Regions from separate parts of the Homo sapiens genome. Here region 1 is linked to region 2. Evidence: chromatin loops called from intact Hi-C (ENCODE). Cell type or tissue: endothelial cell of umbilical vein. All regions are shown on one strand.

The links. Peaks named below come from ENCODE experiments on the same cell type or tissue, not always from the same donor. Only the 100,000 strongest peaks of a DNase experiment are listed, where the experiment ranks them.
Region 1: it touches region 2 in a loop (6-fold over the local background); 2 of 110 quality-filtered maps call a loop at or near these places.

Annotation. Positions count from the first base shown.
Region 1 is chr11:128,544,877-128,552,876 of GRCh38, reverse strand. All of the region lies in intron 3 of ETS1 (ETS proto-oncogene 1, transcription factor), which reads left to right. Among named protein-coding and RNA genes, the nearest start is that of ETS1-AS1, 23 kb to the right of the region's middle. RefSeq lists enhancers at 174-263, 376-445, 1,327-1,868. In endothelial cell of umbilical vein, no CTCF peak of the experiment used is centred here; a DNase peak (open chromatin) is centred at 3,976; H3K4me3 peaks cover 570 bases; H3K27ac peaks cover 640 bases; H3K27me3 peaks cover 233 bases.
Region 2 is chr11:128,331,373-128,339,372 of GRCh38, reverse strand. LOC124902787 (a long non-coding RNA gene) reads left to right here and starts at 5,092. Exons shown (of 2, transcript XR_007062946.1): 1 at 5,092-5,299. In endothelial cell of umbilical vein, no CTCF peak of the experiment used is centred here; DNase peaks (open chromatin) are centred at 3,002 and 4,592; H3K27ac peaks cover 3,342 bases.

The sequences.
Region 1 (8,000 bases), 210 kb before region 2:
TGTCATGACTGGTTCCTACCCACAGTCCTGTTGGATACACAGGGTAACGGTAGCGAGCCTCAGAGTGGTGCCTAGACCTAGCTGAAGTCAGACACTGCCTGTTTTCCAAAACCGACATCAGAGACCCAGCTGAGCACACAGGACACAAGACCTCGTCCATCCCATCAATGCCAGCGGTCCATATTTGATTTCAACTTCACCCTTATGATGCTCATGAATGGTCATAGTTCATATCAGAAAATACGATGCTTACTTAGCACTCTTCCAAAGTGTTATAGTATCAAATTATTTTTCATTTCAAGGATGGATTTGTCTGAAATCAGCCAAACTTATGGATGTGATGTTGTGAGCAAAGTACACTTTTGCAAAATACTTGCTTAGAGCTGGGAAGCAGCCTGGAGCTAGAGAACATAGGAAACACAACTTACCTTCATGAGGAGGAACCTATAGTCTTATTACCATGGTCTTTGATTGATTTGAGAAACAAGACAATACTTTTTCTTGTAGAATGCAGTTTGCTATGTCTTTGGTCACTGAACACAGTAAAACCTTCACTCAACCACATTCACAGCCTATCTGCCACTTCCCATTCTTCATGAGAAAGGACATCTATTTAGTGTAGTAGGAAAGAACCCAGACGCTGGACCCAGGTTGCTTGTGTTTGCATCAGCTCTTCCGTTATAACTGTGTGACCTTAGACAACTTAATCTTGTAACCCAGTTTCCGGATCTATACCAATGATTCTCCAAGCATGGTCCCCAGACCAGCAGCATCACTATCATCTGAGAACTTGTTAGAAATGCAAAATCTCGAGCCGTACCCCAGACTTATCGAAGCAGAAACTCCCAGGGTACATGAGAATCACTTTAGGGTTTGTTAAGACACTGGTTATGGAGTTCTACCCCCAGGGTTTCTGATTCAGTGATTCTAGGCTAAGGCTCAAAAATTTGCATTTCTAACAAGTTCTCAGGTGCTGCTGATGCTGCTGGTCTAGAGATCACACTTTGAGAACCACTAAGTTAGTATGTGTAAAGCATAAAACAGTGCCGTCACTTAGCAAGCCTGATATGAATATTTGCTATTATGACTCATTGACCCAAAGTGCATTTTGGGAGTCCAAACTGGGTTTCATTGAGTCAGAGAGTGACCCACTGATTGGTTGAACACGTTTGGTGACCAGTGCCATGCCCGGGATACTGAGAAAATACATGGAAAAGGGGAAGCCTCAGTTCTCCTTTAAAACAACTTCTATGCAAGTGTGTGTGTGGGTGTACATTTACATGCTAGAGCAAATGGTTTCCATGTGAAATATTACACTTATTTATGACATAAAGTTTGGCAGTATTAATGTGTGGCTTTGGATCTCACTAAAATCTCTAAAACAAATTTACTAACAAAATGGTGGAACTAAAGAATGTCTTTCCCAAATAAACTTTGGAAGTTCAAGTGGGAGATACGCTGAGATTCCGAGTTCATAGTCCCTCCTGGGGCTTTCTCATATGGCCTAGCGGCTGGGAGAGATCAAACCTGGGCCAGTGTTTGGAAAGGGCTATCCACAACCAGGTGGGATGTCTCAGCAGGAAGCACAGATGCCTCCAATTTGGCTTTTAAGTGTTGAGAGCGCTGAGGGAGTGCCAGAGAGACTTGTTAAATGGAGACTCACCTTGCTCTGAAATGTTTATTCTTATGGCAGGTCTGTGGTTTTACAGAATGGTGTTTCAGACTATCATCTGCTGCACCCCTCTCTTCTTTCCTCATTCAGGGTGTGCTTTTCTTTTCTAAAGGGTGTGTGTCAGGTTCTTTGTTCTTCAGAACAGAACGGTCCTGAGAGTGTGTGTGCTTTAGGGATGTTGTAACATTGGACGATTACAATATTGGACTAATGCTGTCCCTGAGAAAAGGCTGGACGGTTCTTCTTAGAGAAGACTTACAGGGAGTCCAGGCAAAGTGAATTAGAAACACAACTGGGCCACTCCAGTCTCTTTATTTTATTTTATTCTTTCAATTTTCTAGCTCAGTGAGGAACTGTCTATGCTAATGCCCAACTATTTTCTAGGACAAGACTAGGGAATTAAACTCCTGTCTTTAAATAAAGTCCAAACATTAAGGGAGATGGGGAAACATGGACCTTTTTGGATTCTGCCTGGATGGCTGTGCTGTTTGGGAGGAGCAAGCTGTAACCCTACCTGAGGTTCCAGCCTTTCACAGAAGGCCGAGGTTGGGGCCTAGCTGCCCTGACAAGCTACTCCCAGGGGAGAGTACTGAGAGAAGCCTGATGCAGGAACAGCCTTGCCATATATCCCCATCCCATCTCTGAGAGGGCCAGGGAAAGAGGAAGGAAAGCAAGGCCAGCCTAGCCCAAGCAGTCCGCTAGGGAGAGTCCACATGCCTAATATCTCCCGCACACTCGCTCTGTCAGTTTGCTCATCTGATACTGAGATTCTGCAAATGCCTGACCCTATTCTCCATAAGTGGAGGGCATGCCTCTGATCAGCTGTGGACTGAAGTTGCTCCTGCTTCCTACATGGCCTCTTTCTTTTTCCTCCCACCTCCTGCTGCCTTGGTAGCTTTTGAGCTGGTACTATTTCATATTCAGATTACAAGGTCTTTTGGTATACATTTTGAGTATAATTGAAGAGTGTTAAGTCTAAGCAGAGGGTTTGGCCTGGTGTTGTGGGAAGAGCCAGCCTATGCCTCAAGACCCCAGCAGCACATCCCGGTACAGGCCTTCGGCCTTGGCTAAGTCCACTGAGCTTCCCAACCCTCACCTTTCACAGGTGAAATACACTCTTTCCAAAGAGTTCTTGTGTCCACTGCATGAGGGTAGTATAGTTAAAAGGTCGTGGCCTATCGCAGGGGACCAATAAATAAACGCTGCTTTTCTTCTTTTTCCTTTCGCCATGGTGTGAGTGTGGATTTAGGTGAATCGAAGAAACCAGATGCCCACTCACATCTGAGTCCTGCCCACTCTTATCTTGCTCAAGGCTAATGTGCTAGCATCTGCCCACTGTGCCTCATTTCACCAGCCAAAGGAGAGGCCAGCCTGGTGAGGGCCAGAAAGAGCTGCACACCCAGGTTAGAGACCAGAGACCCCATGCTCTCAGGAGTGACCCCAACAGCCCCGAGGAAGGAGGGCTTGGAAAGGCCTTTACAAATGTAAATCACCCCTTTAGGTCCCCGGGAAGGAAGGAAACCAAGACAGACAAACCGAAGCCTCTGGGCTGGGTTCGTGGAGTGACAGTGGAAAGGCAAGCCTTCCGCCGGCCCGCCCTCGAACTCGCAGCTTCTCGAACATCCTAGGAAGTAACAGCATTGCGCTGGGACTCCCAGGGGGCTGCGGAGAGAAAAAACGTTCTCTCAACTTTTTCAAACCACAAATATTTGGTCCGAGTTGGGAAAAGGTCCCTGGGGCACCGGGTTCTTATGCGATTCAAGCAGTTTGACCCCTCTCCTGGAACTCCTCGCACGGGGGTGGGACGGTGGACGCCGCCGGCTGGCGTCAGGCCCCGCTCGGCTCCGGCCGCGGCACTGGGTGAATGGACATCTTCGGGTGGGCCGATGAGGTGGGAGCCGGAGCCCAGGAGAGGGGCGAGGGGCGAGGGGCGAGGGGCGAGGGGCGCGTGAGAGTGGAGGGTGGGGGCGGGCTGCGCCGCAGGGACAGCCTGTAGTGCTGTGTCTGGCCGCCTAGAGACACGGGCTCTCTCTCCAGATGTTCACTGTGTTTATAGCTGCCGAGGCAGGAGACCCAGCTCCCTCATTAATAAGTTGCTTTCTTGCACTGCAGCCAGGGGTCTCAGCCCGGAGCCTGCAGCTGGAGGAGGCGGCCCGCTCCCCTCCCCCAGCCTCCCGGTCCCTAACCCCACCCCGCCTTCCTCCCCTGCAATCCTCCCAAAATACACGAGCACACAAAAAGAAAAACACCAGCAGATTTTTTATTTCAGAGAGTAAACACTTGGGCCATGGGGGTCTGGAGGTTATGGGAAAAGAGGAAACCATCAGGCTAATCAGGCAGCACACACTTCCCCTGCTGAAATAAAACAGAAATCATTGCTCCGCAGGGCGGGAGGGTTAACCCCGGCGCTGCCAGCAACGCGGGCGCAGGCGAAGCCGGCCCGGAGCTGGGGCGTCCCGGGACGAGCTTTCCACTCCCAGGAGAGGAGGGAGGAGAGGACGGGCGTGGGCTGCCTCGGCCCGAACCTCGCCCTTCGGCCTGTGGCAGCGCCTGGGCCCCAAGCGGGGCTTAAGAAATAGACGGTTGGAACAGAAGAGATTCTGGGCTTAGATTTAGTTTTGCAAGAGGTTACAGGGAGTTCCAGATAGGTTGGGGACATAGAGAGATAGGTAAGAGTGTGTGTCGTTACCGTTTAACAAAGGATCAAGAGAGCTGGGTAGGGCTGTTTGGGGCACAGGTTTCAGCTCTGCCACCCACCAGCTGTGCAACCCTGGACGAATCACTGAACCCTCTGAGCCTCAGTTTCCTCATTTGTAATATAATAGTGCCCACCTCACAGAATTACTGTGAAGGAAGAAATTAAAAAAAAAAAAACGTATTGAATGTGGAAATGGCAAAGCACCAGGCATGGCGTGGAGAAGGCTCTTAACTCTGATTTCGTAGGTTACCTTTTCATACATTACTGTAATTGCCCGGGGTTCCCCTCCCTCCTTTTCTTCCTTCGTCTCTCACTCCCCCACTTCTTTTTCTCTCTCTTCTTTTTCCTTTCCTTCCCTTCCCTTCCCTTCCCTTTCCTTTCCTTTCCTTTCCTTCCCTTTCCTTTCCTTCCTCGCTCTTTCTTTTTTTCTTTCTCTCTTTTTTTCCCTATTGAATGCCTCCAGGTTCCATCTTCACTGTCTTGTTCCCTGACTGCTGTCTGAAGAGCATAAATAGCTCATGGGACAGAGGTCATCAGTCAAACATGAAATGTAGTTGCACTCTGAGAAAAATCACCTTCCCACTGAAGCATGGGGCAACCTTGGCTGTCCCCAAAGCTGCCAGTGTGAGTGGCCCCTCAGCTTTCAGTCCAGACCCTGCCCCACATCTTGATCTAGTCAGTTGGCCACACCCTCCCCATCATCCCTATTTTTTAAAAATAGGGATACGCTTCTCCCACTCCATTCCTGGACATCCTAGTTAGATTCCTCATGACCTTTGAAGAATTGTTTGCCTCTTTCAAACTTTCTTGCTATTTAAGAAAACAGGACTTTGGGATCTCTGTTAGGTGGGATTAAAAAAAAAAACCAAAAAAACAAAGCCACCAATTTTCAAAGTTGTGTCATCAGTCTTTTCCATACCTCCTGAGACTTGCTGAAGTAGTGCCTGAGAGGCAGAAATACCAGTGATTTAAGTAGCTACAGAGTTCCAGTTGCCTTTGCCATTTTTACTGGCTATCTTACATACCTCATACATTTTTAAAACATCAATCTTGACAACTTTCTGCCATGTCTTAGACCTGCTGTTTCTCATGGAGCAGGGGTTCTTGCCCAGGAGAGTTTCAGGAAAGTGTGATCCTGCTGAAATTTTGTGCAGAAATTTTTCTAAGGATCTGTAGCTTTCCTCTGATTCTCAAAGTTGTCTGAGACTCCCAAAGAGGTTAAAAACTACTGTTCCAAGGGAAAGGTACATTTGTACCTTCCTGCGGCACTTAGCACATTGTACTTCTAGAGTACGCAGTGCACATTTTGTTGAACTGGGATGAATTCTCTGGTATAAACTTCCTTCCTATAAATCCCTTCTCCCTGCTCTGGTCAGTCCCAAGGGAGTGTATTTAAATCTGGAAGTTGTTTCCATTCCATTGTCTCTGAGACAGAAGCATTGCAGCCTTGCCCAAAGTCTAGCCAGATCTCTCCTTTTTCTTTAACATATTTCTTTATTTCATGCTCCTCAGGATGATCTCTGCAAACACCCCAGGAAAACTGTGGACCTGGGACCTCCCTAAAGTGAGCTGGAGGTAGGGATGGGGAGCTTCAGTCTGTGTCAAAGCACCACAGAAAAGTCACACTATGATCTGCGTCTCATGGCCTTTCTAGTGCACAGTAGATTTTCCCCAGCATCCTTATGTCATATAGGGAAGAAAAGATGTAGAAATAGTGCCCCTAAAGGGGATAGGGGTGCAGAAATTCAGAGCTAACACCTTCCCCCCTGCAAACAATGTACACTTGGCTCTTCGTATCCATGGGTTCTGCATTCATGGATTCAACCAACTTCAGAGCAAAAAAAAAATTTTTTTTAAAGAATATTTGCATCCGTACTGAACATGTACTGACTTTTTCTTGTCATTATTCCCTAAACAATACAGTATAACAACTATTTACATATCATTCACATTGTATTAAGTATTATAAGTAAATTTGAGATGACTTAAAGTGTATGGGAGGACGTGCATAGGTTATTTGCAAATACTACACCATTTTATATCAGGGACTTGAGCGTATATGAATTTTGGTATCTTAGGCAAGGGGTTTTCCTGGAACCAATCCCTCATGGCCAAGAGACTGTATACAGGAATGACTATGGCAGAAAAACTCCTGGATGCTACAGACTCTTTCAGTGCACTGCCTCTGAACCAAGGTCATTCTTTTGGAGTCTTAGCCCTCATTTCTGATCATTAGCTTCTGTTGGAACCATTGACTGTTAACATCTACTGCTACAAACTCACTTAGACAAGAGGAGGCCATTTTCAGACTTCTCCAGTCTAGACAGATTACCCAACCCAAGTCAACTACTTTGAACTTCCCAGCAATGTCTTAGCATTTTCATCTTTGGTCAATATATCAGGTGGATATTCTTAGCTGAGCAGGGCTTAGAGCTTGCGTCCTGGTGAATGTTCACTGGTTGAATTTTGGGTTTTATAATGAAAGTGGCTAGCTCCTTGAGACAGAAATGCCTGTGGGCTGTTCCTGGAGAGTTGAATACAGATTAGAAATAACAGAAAGTTGTTGTGCTCACTTCAACCATACCTGAAATATTTGGACATCTCATCAATACTTTGGGCTTTAAAAACTCTGAATTTAAAGTTTCTGAACAATAAAACCAACCACCATGATGCCACATTTTCTTGAATTGTAATCTTTTGTTGTGTTTTTAACATGGTTTAGATCCCTCGGAACTTCCTGTTAGATATCTGTGCATATTTCTATGTTGCTTCTTAACTGATCAATTGTAAATTAAAATAGAGATGAAAAATAGTTCATAGCCCATTCTTTTCTAATTCTAGTAATCTTATTCCAGAAAGTCCAAAAGAAGGCCTGTTCTTCTAGAGCTGCTTGAGAGGTACAGTGGTTACCATTCATTAAATGCCTTCTGTATGCCGAGGATTGCACATATGTGGTCTTTTGCTTTTACAATATTCCTGTGAGGGTGATACTATTCCCATTTTACAGATGAGATAAATAAGACTCAGAGAGGTCAACTTACCTCCCCAAAGAAGCCTAACTAATTCTGGGAGGCAGGTTGGTAATTAAATGTAAATATTCCTCCAAAGTGCATGTTCTTAACCACCATACACATTTTGCCTGCCCAAACATTTGTTCACATCTTCATTGCTGTGACAATTGCCCACCTCCGGGATAAGAATCGATAAACTTTCCCAGCTTTCCCACAAAGCAGAGACCCATGAAAATTCCACAGGGATGTAAAAGGGAAAACAAGACACTGTTACCTGATTTCTTTTATATCTTCTCTGTGGTTTCTTGGAGTCCCATATTGGTCATTTAAGGGCACAAGGAAGCCTGATAATTTGCAAAGCTCCTCCAGAGAATGGTTTTTCCTTTGTTGGGCATTCAGTTAGGGTCTAGAGGGTTTGCTTACCTCTTCACCTAAGCATCATACTCCCTTTGTCCCCTTACACTGCCCCCCCCACCCCCAACCAGCCAGCTCCGTGAGCAGACAGAGTCACTGAGCAAGACTAAACCCTAAGAAGTTTCTGAAAGGTTATACCCTTGAAGCTACCCACAGTGTACACAGCACGTGCTGAAGTTTACACAGACTTCCCAGACCTCTGAAT
Region 2 (8,000 bases):
CTAACAGATTTAGACTGTCTCTATAAATCAAATTTATATTTGAAGGACTAAAAATGAAGCACTAGAAAAGATATCTGGGACAATGTGCTTCAGGCTTTGGGGGCAATTTTAAAAGATTAGGTTTAGAACTCTTTTATGTAATATGAACACAATTCAACCAAATACAGAATGGACCTCCTTAAGAGGAAAACTCTTATGTAGCTGGTTTATTCTGGCATTTCTGGTTTGGAAAACAAAACTCTGTATAAGAAATAAGCTACATTTCTGTATGCATGGAAGTGCCATTTGGAATGACAGATATTTCTAGAGTCTAAACATCTTCCTTAAGTTTCTCAGGCCTCAATGTTTTCTCACACTGTCTTACACATATCTTGGCCTTCCCACATTCTTCTTGGATTGATTGCCATTCTCTGCCTGACTCAGTAACAGGCTGGGTGCAGTGGCTTACGCTTGTAATCCCAGCACTTTGGGAGACCGAGGCAGGCGGATAACCTGAGGTCAGGAGTTTGACACCAGCCTGACCAACATGGAGCAAGCCTGTCTCTACTAAAAATACAAAATTAGCTGGGTGTGGTGGTGCATGCCTGTAATCCCATCTACTCGGGAGGCTGAGGCAGGAGAATTGCTTGAACCAGGGAGGTGGAGGTTGTGGTGAGCCAAGATCGCGCCATTACACTCCAGCCTGGGCAACAACAGCGAAACCCCGTCTCAAAAAAAAAAAAAAAAAAAAAAAAAGTAACAGTAACAAACAGAGATGTCTTTTGATATTTCCTGCCATATTTCATGTAATGCCGCATCTGGCAGGCAGCTATTCAGTACAGTATTAACTATCTTAAGGGCACCTATCCTGCTTTTCTCTATGTTTCTGTTTATTTGGTTGATTTCCCACTTTTTTATGAACAAATTAAAGGGAAAGGCTCTATATTTACCTCCATGCTTAGAGATCAAGCGCCAAGAACAGAGTAAATGTTCATTAGTGAATGAGTGAATAAATGAGTTAACGAAAATTCTAAGACTTATAGCAAATTATAAACTTACTCAGCTAGCTGACCCACAGCCAATAATAGCTGATTAAACAGCACACTGTGAAGAGTCTGCCGTTAGGATCATCCAGACTCTTATCTCCCCAGCTCCTCTGCACCTTCTTCCCACCGCATCTGAGCCCAAGTTGTTCTTCTATCCTAAAGTCCATGTGGGCTAGATCATAGACTGAGGATTCAGTTCTGGGCTCAAATCTTGGCTCTTTCTCTTACTTTCCATATAATTGTGGGCAAGTAACATAATGAGATGATCAGTTTCTAGGATTTATCCATCCTTGAAATTGTCTTATGTATTTAACTCCCCCTATTAGAGTGTAAGCTGCTCAAGGTCAGGGACTCTGTCAGGCTTATCAGCCACTGTGTCTACATTGCCCAGAACAGTGTCTGGAAACTAGCATCTGCTCATTCATACTTGTTGTCATAAAAGTGATGAGTTTAGTATCTGGTATGATCAGGCACTTTACAAATGGAAGCCCTCATCTGGACTGCTCCATAGCCTCCTGACCATCAGCCTCACCTCCCTTCAATTTGCTTTTCATTTGAGAAGCAGAGTATTTCTTCATTGCAAGCCTAATTCTGTCATTCTTTTTATGCTAGTCTTTAATGGCTCTGCAGTACCTTCAACATCAAGGCCATGCTCTTGCAAATATGGCCTTTTGTGATTTGAGCTCTACACACAGAGCCATGGTTACCTCCCGTTCCAGTTATGCTGCATGACTCTCTGAACAGCCTAAGGCTCCTGTGTCCTCTTCTCTTTGCTGTTGTCTGTCTGCTATGCCTGCTCAATTCTTAGTCTACTCCCCAGAGTGTGTCATCATTCAAAATTTGGCTCCGATAGTATCTCCTCTGCAAAGACATTCTTGATGTTCTCCTCATCCATCCCAAGCAAGCTTAATCTCTTTGTGCACATCTCTATTTTATGGATGTGTGTGTGTGTGTGTGTGTGTGTGTGTGTGTGTGTATTTTTTGATATATTCTTACATCAGGCTGTACTGTTTTTACTATATCTATTACCCCTACCAAACTGTAGGCACCAATATAACTATTGCACAGATGAATTATCCTGCTAACTATTTAGTGGCTGGCATAAAATATGAATAAGTGTAGACTGAACCTTCATATATGTCTTTGTTGATTGAATGAATGAATGAATGAATATGCTTATACATCAGAAACTGGTACCTACCTAGTTTGAGTTGGATGGTGTTTGCTTGATTACACAAGTCTGTGCACATTTATAGGCTATTTGGTGATGCTGCTGTCTTTTTTGGCATGTTTCTTTACTATTCTTAGTATTTTTCTCTGTGGCTGTATGACTTTAGCTTTACATGGAGTAGGTTAGAGTGATGGATGGAGAAGAAGCTGGTCTCTAGGGCTGGCGATTGCAGTGTACCATCTCTCCCCCTGCCTGCAAGTAAGGATATGTCTGTGGGGTGGGGAGCTCCTTCCTGGCATTTCCCTTTTTGAAGCTAATCTGAGAAATAGGGACATCCTCACCTCTGTAGCTCATACTCCCAACCTGCTCTTTTTACCCTGGGGAGGTCTCTCACAGTCATGGTGGCAAAATGTAGTGAAGGGGTCACTGAGATGGACAGGACAGTGGGGTGCAAGTTTCAGGAAGCTGCTTGAGCCCTTTAGGGCACTGTCTCCTCATTTATAAAAGGGGTTTGTCTGGCCCCTTCTAGCTCTGACATTCTAGAGTTACATGACTACGATGGTGCTGATAAGATGATCATGTAGTGGCGGGAGCTTGGGGGAGAGTCAATGGTGAGTCCAGATCCTCCAGGCAAGGCCCTGCCCCCTGTGGTATAAAGTCAGAGAGGACACATTTTGCTAATGTGCTTTATCTTGCCCATCAGCTCTGGGAACTAATTCCACTGGGTGATCACAGTTACCGGCCTCCTCATCTAAGGAGATGCAATTCCAGGAGCGGCTGCCCTCTGACCTGCTGGCTGGCCTGTGCATTACTCACCCTGTCATGGTCCTGAGACTGGCCTGCTGCCTGCTGGGAGCTTCACAGTCTGGCACAGCCGCTGGACTGGGAATGAAACAGGAAGCGTGCTGAGAGAGAGGGCAGGGGTGGAGGCTATTGGACCGGGAGGATGAGGCAGCTCAGGCCAAACACTCATCCATATTCAGCTGTGTGCCCAAGGAAGTGTGGATGATCAGGGACAGAGAGAGTGGCCAAATGAATGTATGGAGAAGAGTGTCTGGCTATTGGTACCCGGATGCTGAGAAAAGATCGTGGTTTTGCCCAACCAAACAATCCAGGGATGAAAGTAGTCTTGGAGGGTACGATGGGGGCTCCAGTCACCTTTTGCTCGTTTCCCACCCTAGGCAGAGCTCTGACTGCAATAATAAACAACATGGGGCAGCCGAAATCTCAGTTGCTGAGAGGCTGCACAGTGGGAGAGACCACGCATCACAACAGCCGGCCTGGGCTAGCGCCTGATTTGACGAGAAGCTCATCCCAGTGGATTGAGCCTTGAAAGTTCTTCTCTGACAGCTGGGAGTCTCAAGGGCTCAGCCATGAATCCTTCTAAACAGAGTTTGTGCTTTTGGTGGATGTAACCCCAGGAATCCCATCACGCTCCCAGAAGAGTACATGAATGGTGAAAGGACGGATGGGCAGATCGGGCACAGCAAAGCACCAAGGGAAGAAACAGCAAATGACCAAAGCTATAAGCCCTAGTGCTTTTAGATAGGGAAGGGGCTTTGCAACTGGCTCATGACCTTAAGTGAGTTTTTAAACTCTCTGAGTGAGCCTGTTTCTTTCATCTTGGTTTGGAAAAATGAAAGGAGCTCCTTATCAACTTAAGTCAGAAAACAAACAAAAAACAAATGTTGAAAGATTATAGTCACAGATGCACAAAGCAACTCTTCGTTCCATTTACCAATGTGTATAATGTAATGCATCATTCCACAAAAGCGGATGACGCTTCTAATGGAAAGCAAGGAAAAGGTGGAGGAAAAAAGAAAATACATTCTAGAAAATACAGAAATGCCGTATTTCTGTCTACCTTCCCTCACGTTTGCCCACAGGGCAGGACTTTTGTCTAAATGTATGATAGCCCTGGCAGTGTATACCTTCAGGCTCCAAGCTCCAGAGAACCCAAGAGGTAATGTGGAGACTGCAATTGTCAGCAATTCCATACACTGAGAAACACAGGGAAAGAGGCTGCATGTGTAACTCTCCAAGTCCGACATCTCCAGCTTGGACTCAAAACACCAGTGGTTTAATCCAGAGACAGAAACACCTTTTGAGTCCCATTCCATTACACAAGAAGCCCTTTGCTCTTTGGCTTGTTTTACTGCAGGCAAACTGCGAGGCTGAAATAGGATTTCCCTCACTGCAGCCCACATTGGGATAAGTCAGAGCCTGCGGACTCTGCTTGAGGAGTGGCCAGGGAGATGCTTGCAGAGTGCAGTAAACAGGACATGGAGGAAGTTGGGAGCTGGACTCGGGTTGTTAACAAGCCCTTCCCCGCCACCCCCACGTTGTCAGGAAATGTGGGGAGCTGAGGGCCACAGAGCACACAATGATGCAGTGGGAAGTGGCCTTTATAAATACCCAGGGGTCAGGGCCAGGCTCGGCAAACAATAGGGGAAATGATGATGGCGGCAGTGGGTGTGGGGGGTGGGGAAGGCCAGGATGAGTCCATCAGTGACAATAATGGAGCAGAAGCAGATACTGGCGCTGGCGGTCCAGGGGGGCCTGGGGGTTGTGAATCAAACTATACAAATTGCCGGTGACTCAGTAGCCACAACAGAGGGTAGCAGGGTCTGTAAACAGTCCACAGTATGTCCCATTGTTCCTTCAAGAACCTCTCCCTGGTCTCTACATGTCAAAGGTCTCTGTTTTGCTTCACTTACCGGAAGCTGGTGGAAGCTAGTTGAGTGTTCAGAGGACACCATTCCTCACCGGTGGTGACAGTGGGCTCAGGGCTGCATTTTCTGCCTTGTGTTCACCCTGGTAAGCAAATAGGCACCAAAGGAAGGGAAAGAGGATCTGCAGGGAAACAAACAATGCCCCAGAGCTGAACTTTGGTTTAGTCTCCCCAGATTCACTTGGTGTGTGGATGGGAATGGAAGATTAGTATGCCGCCCTTCACTGGCCGTGGGGAGAGATGCATTTTTGTATTCAGAATATAACCTTGCAAATGAGATCAAACATTTGAAGAGCTATGGGAAAGGCAATAAACCAAAGTGGGATTCTTCGTCACTTGTCCAGCATGAATTATTACTTGCTGGTTAAGCAGGTGAGTAAGTGGCTATTTGCAAAGCTGCCTGAAGGACCTAGATTATTATTTTGTTTTTTTTTTTGTGGGACAGTTCCTAGTTCTTTCTACGATTAGCTATGCAAAAGATAGACGACTGAAATTCTTTAGGCTTCATTTTTCCTCACCACATGGGGTTGGTCACTGAGGATCTATGAGACGCTAAACTTACAGAAACAGAAAGATTTTAGGTCAACTTATTTTTCTTTTCCATCTTTGCCCAGCACTGGAAATATATATTTTACCCTGACACACAGACTGAGTTAGAGGAGCTGGCATGTGCTCCATTTCTTCATGTTAAAGCATACCAGGTGTTTCTAAGTTACAGGGTGATTTCCATGTACAAAGATATTTGTGACATAAAATATACCTTTTGCAGAAATTATGAACTCCCCAGATTGAATGTTCCTTGTATCAATTATTATTCTGTTTTAGAGTGCTTCATCATAAACATGATTAAAAATCTAATTAGGTAATCAATTACATAACAGTCATTTCTTTCTCTAAAATGTAAGCTTTACAAAGGCAGGCCCTGAGCCTCTCCTACTGATATGGTTTCCTTGGTGCTGAGCATAGTTTCTCCCATGGAATTGGCCCTTAGTAGGTATTGAGTGAGTGAGCAGGAGAACGAATGCTCTCTAAGTGCCTCTGTTTTATATGCAGTCTCTGTAAGGAGCCAGCTGGAAGCTGGGATCTGGGGTGCATGTGTATTGCAGGGGTCTGAGCATGGTCCTCCAGGGCTGTTTAACCACGGATGCATGTTCAGGGTGCCCTCTAAGACTGTAGGGCTCACCATGCCATGGATGTCTCTGATGGGAGGCGCTGTTCCTTCTGTATCCCATGGCACATATGATAAAGTGCGGTCTCATTCGAAGTCCCATTTAGTGAAATAAAACATAGGAAACTCAAATGGAGGTTAAGCAAGCCACGTTATATTTATTTTAATATTTATTATTTAAAACATATATTTAAAAGACATAGGCTTTGACTTTCAGTGAGAAAAGATTAACCAATATGTAAATTTAGATCTTACTAAGGGCACCCTAACTCTATCTTTAACCTTGATATGCTGCTGGTGAAACTATAAACAGGCATATACTTTTTTTTTTGGTAACTTTTATTTTAGGTTTGGGGAACATGTGCAGGTTTGTTATATAGGTAAACTCATCTCACGGGGATTGGTTGTACAGACTAATTTGTTACCTAGATACTAAGCCTAGTACCCAATAGTTATTTTTCTTCTCCTCTTCCTTCTCCCACCCTCCACTCTCAAGTAGCCGCCAATGTCTGTTGTTCCCTACTTTGTATCCATTAGTTCTCATCATTTAGCTCCCACTTATAAATGGGAACACACTGTATTTGTTTATCTGTTCCTGCGTTAGCTTGCTAATGCCAATGGCCTCCAGCTCCATCCATGTCCCTCCAAAAGACATGATCTTATTCTTATGGCTGCATAGTATTCCATGGTGTATGTGCATCACCTTTTCTTTATCCAGTCTGTCACTGATGGGCATTCACATTGATTCCTTGTCTTTTCTATTGTGAATAGGGCTGCAATGGACATTCACATACATGTGTCTTTATGGTAGAATAATTTGTATTCCTCTGGGTATATACCCAGTAATGAAATTCATGCTTATACTTTCTAAGCAAGCAATTTTTTCTATTACAGTTTATCAAAAGTCTTAAAATATTTGTATTTTCAGCCCAGCAATTTTATTTTTGGAAACTTTCATAAAAATCTGGACAACAATTTATAACTAAAGAGGTTTATCATATTCCAGTTCTATAGAAATAATTTTAAAAGTAGAAAATTTTTCTAATAACAGGATATTTAATTAAAAACAAATGACAGAATATAATGATGGCACTGTTAAATTAATGGTGTCATTAAAATCACTTATATATAATTTGGATCAGTGATATTATTTGACAAAATGAAAAAATGCAGCATAAAAATTGCATATAGGCTATATTCTCAATGATAAAATACATGTAAATTTAAAAAGACTGGAAACGATTCTGTAAAACATTAGTGATGATTTTTTCAGGGTGTTGGAATGGCAGTTCTCTTCTTTTTTCTTGATACTTTCTCTAAAATTCTAATAATAAACATGTATTTTATAATCAGTTAATAAAAACTATGTAAAACTTTGGCTCAGTAAGTTTAGTTTTGAAATTCCAAATTTAGGTTACTCTATCGATTTTTGCAAGGAATGAAGACTTGGGAGTGAGTCTCTTCAAAAAGTAAAAAAAAGGGAAGAGAGAAGAAGACAAAGGTGCAGGCATGTAGAAGGAAATTTTCTTTTTGTTTTGGAAAAAATCATGGGGAGTCATAAACATAATATACAAAGACATTTTAAGTACTCATATTTTTTTTTCCCTGGCTTCTGACAAACCATTGAAGGGGGAAACTGCTGAGAGCGTTCATGCAGAATGCCTTCAGCAGATGTTAAGGGAAGGAAGTCCATGCACCAACTTCCAGTGAAGCGCTCATGGTCACAAATGCCAGGTATTGTGGGTTTTGATATCAGAATGTTTTCAGGTAAAGGTCTGTTTTCAAGAAAGGGTGAGCTAAACAAACCACAGGCAAACAGCCTGAGGATGATGGTGGTAAACTAAGAATGAGTTAAGAAATAACAGTTAACTCTACTGTGTTTTCACCAGGCACTATTCTAAGTGT